Linked DNA regions of Homo sapiens: region 1 is linked to region 2. The links are chromatin loops, found by intact Hi-C in ENCODE. Cell type or tissue: mucosa of descending colon. All regions are shown on one strand. Links, peaks and the distances in the headings refer to the core of each region. The heading gives the core; the rest is flanking DNA. Region 1 has its middle 10 kb from the start of TTLL1-AS1. Region 2 overlaps PACSIN2 (protein kinase C and casein kinase substrate in neurons 2).

The links. Hi-C counts contacts between places; a loop is a spot of excess contacts. Peaks named below come from ENCODE experiments on the same cell type or tissue, not always from the same donor. Only the 100,000 strongest peaks of a DNase experiment are listed, where the experiment ranks them.
Region 1: it touches region 2 in a loop (2.9-fold over the local background); 10 of 110 quality-filtered maps call a loop at or near these places.

Annotation. Positions count from the first base shown.
Region 1 is chr22:43,026,926-43,029,826 of GRCh38, forward strand. No RefSeq gene overlaps it. Among named protein-coding and RNA genes, the nearest start is that of TTLL1-AS1, 10 kb to the right of the region's middle. RefSeq lists an enhancer at 615-1,115. In mucosa of descending colon, for the core only: no CTCF peak of the experiment used is centred there; a DNase peak (open chromatin) is centred at 1,576.
Region 2 is chr22:42,887,075-42,889,975 of GRCh38, forward strand. PACSIN2 (protein kinase C and casein kinase substrate in neurons 2) reads right to left here. Exons shown (of 11, transcript NM_001184970.3): 5 at 1,569-1,724. Among named protein-coding and RNA genes, the nearest start is that of ARFGAP3, 31 kb to the left of the region's middle. RefSeq lists an enhancer at 2,712-2,771. In mucosa of descending colon, for the core only: no CTCF peak of the experiment used is centred there; a DNase peak (open chromatin) is centred at 1,247.

The DNA of each region.
Region 1 (2,901 bases), core at 95-2,594, 140 kb after region 2:
TTCTCCTGCCTCAGCCTCCTGAGTAGCTGGGATTACAGGCACCCACCACCACGCCCGGCCCATTTTTATACTTTTTGTAGAGACAGGTTTTCGCCATGTTGGCCAGGCTGGTCTCAAACTCCTGACCTCAGGTGATTCACCCACCTCGGCCTCCCAAAGTGCTGGGATTACAGGTGTGAACCACGGCGCCCGGCCTAATTTTTGTATTTTTAGTATGGGGTTTTACCATGTTGGCCAGGCTGGTCTCAAACCCCTGACCTCAAATGATTGGCCTGCCTCTGCCTCCCAAAGTGCTGGGATTACAGGTGTGAGCCACCACACCTGGCCTAGTTTTTGTATTTTTAGTAGAGATGGTGTTTTACCATGTTGGCCAGGCTGGTCTCGAACCCCTGGCCTCAAATGATCAGCTTGCCTCGCCCTCCCAAAGTGCCAGGATTACAGGCTTTAGCCACAGCACCCTGCCTCCTCCATGTCTTTTCACAGCTTGATAGTTCTTTTCTTTTTTTGAGACAGGGTCTTGCTCTATCACCCAGGCTGGAGTGCAGGGGTGCGATCTTGGCTCACTGCAGCCTGGAACCCCTGGACTAAAGCAATCCTCCCTCCCCAAGCCCCTCAAGTAGCTGGGACTACAGGCACGCACCGCCACATCGGGCTAATTTTTGTATTTTTTGTAGAGACAGAGTTTCACCATGTTGGGCAGGCTGGCCTATCCAGCCTGGGTGCTATCCAAAGCCTGAAATGTCAAGGGCAGGCAGAGGACAGTGGCAGGGGCTACATCAGAAGATGGCTGAAAGCCTCAGGGAAATGTTTTTTTTTTTTTGAGATGGAGTCTCGCTCTGTTGCCAGGCTAGTGGCACAATCTCGGCTCATTGCAGGCTCCGCCTCCCGGGTTCACGCCATTCTCCTGCCTCAGCCTCCCAAGTAGCTGGGATTACGGGCGCCCGCCACCACGCCCAGCTAATTTTGTTGTATTTTTAGTAGACACGGGGTTTCGCCGTGTTAGCCAGGATGATCTCGATCTCCTGACCTCGTGATTCGCCTGCCTTGGCCTCCCAAAGTGCTGGGATTACAGGCGTGAGCCACCGCGCCTGGTCAGAAATGTGTTTTAACTGGGTCTCAGGAATGAGCAGGAGTTCAGCAGGTGAGGGAATGGGGAGGGGACCCACATACCGGGAACAGGTATGGCATGAGCTGTGGCCCTGGGGCAAGATGGTGAGGAGCACGGGGATGCCTGAAGGTTCAGTGCCTGTAGCTGGGAAGGCCACTCCAGGCTGAGTGATGGGCCGGGCCAGGTATAGATTGGGGGCTGATACTCCAAAGACTCTCACGATGAAGGGATTCCTTGACAGCCGTTAGTCAAAATTTTCCAGCTGCCCTCCTGTCTCCTTTCTTTGCCAAAGCCTTTCTGCTTGGGCTCACTTGCCCAAATGTGCCAAATGTGAGACATGGCACCCTCCAGGCTGGAAGTGGATGTCCTGTCACCACGACACACCCCTGACCTTATGGCTGTGACTCAGCCTTCTTCCAGCCCAGGGTTCTGCTAGTCCCAAGCTCACCCTCCCTTGGCACTGGCCCATGTTCCAGCTCTACCAGCTGGGCTGTTCTCCACAAGCCGGCAGGTGGTGGGCAGGGTCTGAAAACTGCCTGCCCGGGGAACCATGGGAGGGGAGGGGCAGCACCCAACAGCAGGTATGCCTTCATGGCGGCTAACAATAGCAGGAAAGCAACCAGACCCAGGCACAGGTGCACAAGCTCAGCCACCTGGGAGGTAGGAATAGCCATTACTCTCATGTCACCATCTGTAAGGAAATAGACTCAGAGAGGTGAAGGAGCCAACCTGAGCTCACACAGCCAGTAGGTGGGCAGGGAGCGCCTCCACGGACTCCTAATTACAGAGCCCAGGCTTTTTAGCTGGAGGTGTCCAGCACCATTCTGCACACTGGGGCTACTGAGGGGACTGTGATGACAAGCTCCTGCCCAGGCTGGAGTGCAGTGGCGGGATCTCGGCTCACTGCAAGCTCCGCCTCCCGGGTTCACGCCATTCTCCTGCCTCAGCCTCCCAAGTAGCTGGGACTACAGGCGCCCGCCACTAAGCCCGGCTAATTTTTTTTGTATTTTTAGTAGAGACGGGGTTTCACCGTTTTAGCCGGGATGGTCTCGATCTCCTGACCTCGTGATCCGCCCGCCTTGGCCTCCCAAAGTGCTGGGATTACAGGCGTGAGCCACCGCGCCCGGCCGGGGGAGAAACATTCAACAAAGCAACAAGTGAGCAGAAATTCCTTCTCAGGGCCACGGAGCTTGGCCTGTCCTCGCCCTGGCTTCTCCATGCCGTTCAGTTCCCAGGCTGGTGCTGTCTTTCCTCCCTGCCCCTGAAGTGGCTCTTTCCCCATCCCAGAAGTCCCAGAGCAAAATCTGGGTCTCCCCTGAAAGCTGGGTCAGTGCAGCACATACCTTCAGCTGAGGGCACTCAGAGGCAGAAAGGACATCTTTTCCATGTGTCCCTTCTATGCACCCCTGGGGGAATCTGCCCTCTGCTTGAACTTGCCCTTGACAGGAGACTCATTACCTCACAAGATGGACCACTCTATACCCAGGCAACGCTAATGGAGACATCCCCTGGCCCCTAACACTCGGCTAAGCATGGTGGCTCATGCCTGTAATCTCAGCACGTTGGGAGGTTGAGGTGGGAGGATTCGCTTGAGTCCAGGAGTTCGAGATTAGCCCTTTTTTTTTTTTTTTTTTTTGAGACGGAGTTTCGCTCTTGTTGCCCAGGCTGGAATTCAATGGTGTGATCCTGGCTCACCACAACCTCTGCCTCCTGGGTTCAAGCGAGTCTCCTGCCTCAGCCTCCCGAGTAGCTGGGATACAGGCATGCAGCACCACGCCTGACTAGTTTTGTAT
Region 2 (2,901 bases), core at 304-2,803:
CCGGACCTTGTGCTTCTTGAGCCCAGGTGCCTCCCACTCAGTAGTTGGTTCCAGGCTCCTCACCTGATCCCACCGTGGAGGCACCTGGGCTGCTTCAAAAGCCCAGATTCCTGGCTCCAGCAATGGGAGTGAGAGGGGTTTCCCAGAGGATTCTGACACTTGGTCTGAGTGACGAACTCTCGTGTAGATGACGTGTTCCCCTTGCTACACCGACGGCATAGCAGTGAGGAACAGTGGAGAAAGGGCATATGTATGGGCTTGAGGTCAGAAGTTCCTGCTCTCACCTGCTGGATGGCACGTGACTTAACCTCTCTGATCTTGGTTTCCTCATTCACAAAACAGGGATGCCACCACCTAACTGACAGGGGCCAGGAAAGGCTGGTGGGTAGTGAAACCAGCTTAGGCCTCTTGCCTCCCCTCTGCCCATGTCCTCTTCCTGGAGTGCAGCCTCTCTCTACCTCATTCCGTCTCTCTCTGCAAATCCTGGTTGGGAATCTCCTCTCCAAACACCGAGGCAGGGCAGGCCCTCGGCAATCACACCCCCCAGCCCTCACCCCTCATGGCTGACCAAAGGAGGGGAGGTGGGGCCGAGGGCTGAGCCCCTCCCTTCCTGTGAACTTTTAAATCACAAGACGATGACGCTGTCTGGTTTTAAGTCCTGTGACTCCAGGACCTTCCAGGCAGAATCACTTATCTACACCTGCGGAGCATGTAATAGTTTACACAATGATTTCTCATTAACCCATGGGGCAGAAAATCTCCGCTTCACAACAGAAATGGAAGGGCACCCATGATGCCACAGTGCCTGGTCACGGTCTCTCCTTGGCCAAAGACCACCCTTCTGCCACCCCTGGCTCCACAGCCTCTGCCTCACTTTCGGGGCCTGTCACTGTGGAGACTGCAGGGCCCCTCCATCCTCCCTCCCACCTGGCTCCCCCAGACAAGCGCTCCCAGCCTGCAGTCCCTCCCCCAGGTCTCTGCCCCCAGCCCCTCTCCCTACACAAGCAGAGCAATCCTTCTAAACCATCTCACCCTCCTCACCTCCTCCCTGATCCCACCCAGGCTCAGGCCTTCCTGAGTGGCTCCTGGTCAGCAGCATCCTAAGCTCCTTACTCAGCCTGGCTGTCCAGGCCACTGGTGATTTGGTCCTCATAACCCTCCATACCAGCTCACACCACACCCATTCACACCCACCACTGGCCACAACCATTCACACCTGCCACCAGCCACACCCATTCACACCCACCACTGGCGACGCCCATGTTGGCACAAGCAGCTCCCTGCAGCAATCCCAGCTGTCCTTGTGTCTCTGAGCACCAAGAGCTGTCTCTTACCCCTGGCTTGCCCAGAGCCTGGCTCTGTCCCTTGACTGAGCAGGTACAGTGGCTATGGTGAGGCGAGGTGCTAGGGCACTCACCTGTGGCCTTCTTGAGGACAGGGGTGTGTTTTATTGGTTATTTATCCCTCTATCCACCCATTCACCCAAGCAGTTACAGAAGGCTATATGCCAGACACGTCAACAACTGACACGGTGACACTCGACGTGTAAAAACAAGTGTACAGTTTACCTTAAGAACATCTTGCTTGCACTTTTCTATTTTGTCTTGCAATTTCTTGAGCTGTTCAGGGTTGAGGGATGGGTCTGCCTTGCTGTTGGCTTCTCGTGAGATAGCCAGCTTCTCCTCTTTGCACGCTGCATGGTGGGCTTTCTTTGCTGCTTCTACCTACAGGGAGAATGAGTTCCTGAATGCCATGTCACTGGGAGTTCAGGATCCTCACTAGAAGTCACACAGACCATGGGAATGCTTGTGCTACCAAGAGGGGAGAAAAAGGCAGGTACAAAATTGTATGTATACTATCATAGCAACCAGTCACAACAGGAACGCACTCAACACATATTCATGGAGTACTTGCTTGTCCTGTGCATGGTTCGAGGCACCAGGAACACAGCAAGAAACACAAGGTCTTTGTGAAGCTTTCATTTGAGTTGCAGGAGGCAGATACAGTATAGGAAAAGTTACATGCCAGAGTCAATTAGAGGGCATTAAGTGTAGGGGAGGACAACTGAGACGGAGCATGGGGTGGGTGGAGAAAGCCACTGAGATGACATGGAACACGCACATGGAGCACGCACATGGAACACGCACATGGAGGGGTTATGGGCATCCCAGGAAGACCATGCCAGGCCGCAGGATCGGCAAATACAAAGAAAGTTCCAAGGAGGAACCCAGCATGAGAGAGAGGACCATACTAGGGGGCAGGGCCATCAGCCACATTTCCTCTGGTTTTAATGGTTTTTACACACACACACACACACACACACACTCTTAACAGATCCTTCCTTATTTGAGCCAAAGCCACAAATTTCATTCTAGAGGGAAGGAGGAGTTTATTAGCAAAGGCCTCATGAGACACAGACAGTTTCATTATGAATGGGGCCAGGGACAAAACAGAAGAGAAAGGAGATGTGACAAAAGCTAAGACACAGAGAAAAGGAGACACAGAGAAAACCATCCGGAAGGACAGAGGCATGTTCTGGATGATTCTGAGGCGGAGGAAGGCAGCGCAAGGCCAGAGAACATCTGGGTGTTGGGGGTGGCACATCTACCGTCTACTCCATTCCAGCTAGGAATGGGGGGCGAGGCTGCAGGCAGGGGCGGGGCACACAAGCTGAGGGCTGGGGTGGACAGATGACAGCCTCCAACTAGCCAAGGCTCGACAAAACTCAATGGCTTTGGTTGCTACTTTTAGAAAAACAGGTATCAATGTTTGAAATTTTGGGATAAAAACCTATGCAAGAGAAAGAAAAATGTAAACTAGTTCTTTCTATCGTCAAAGGGACTTGAAAAAAAAATAAAGTGAAAGCAAGTTTATTGAGAAAGTAAAGGAATAAAGAAAGGC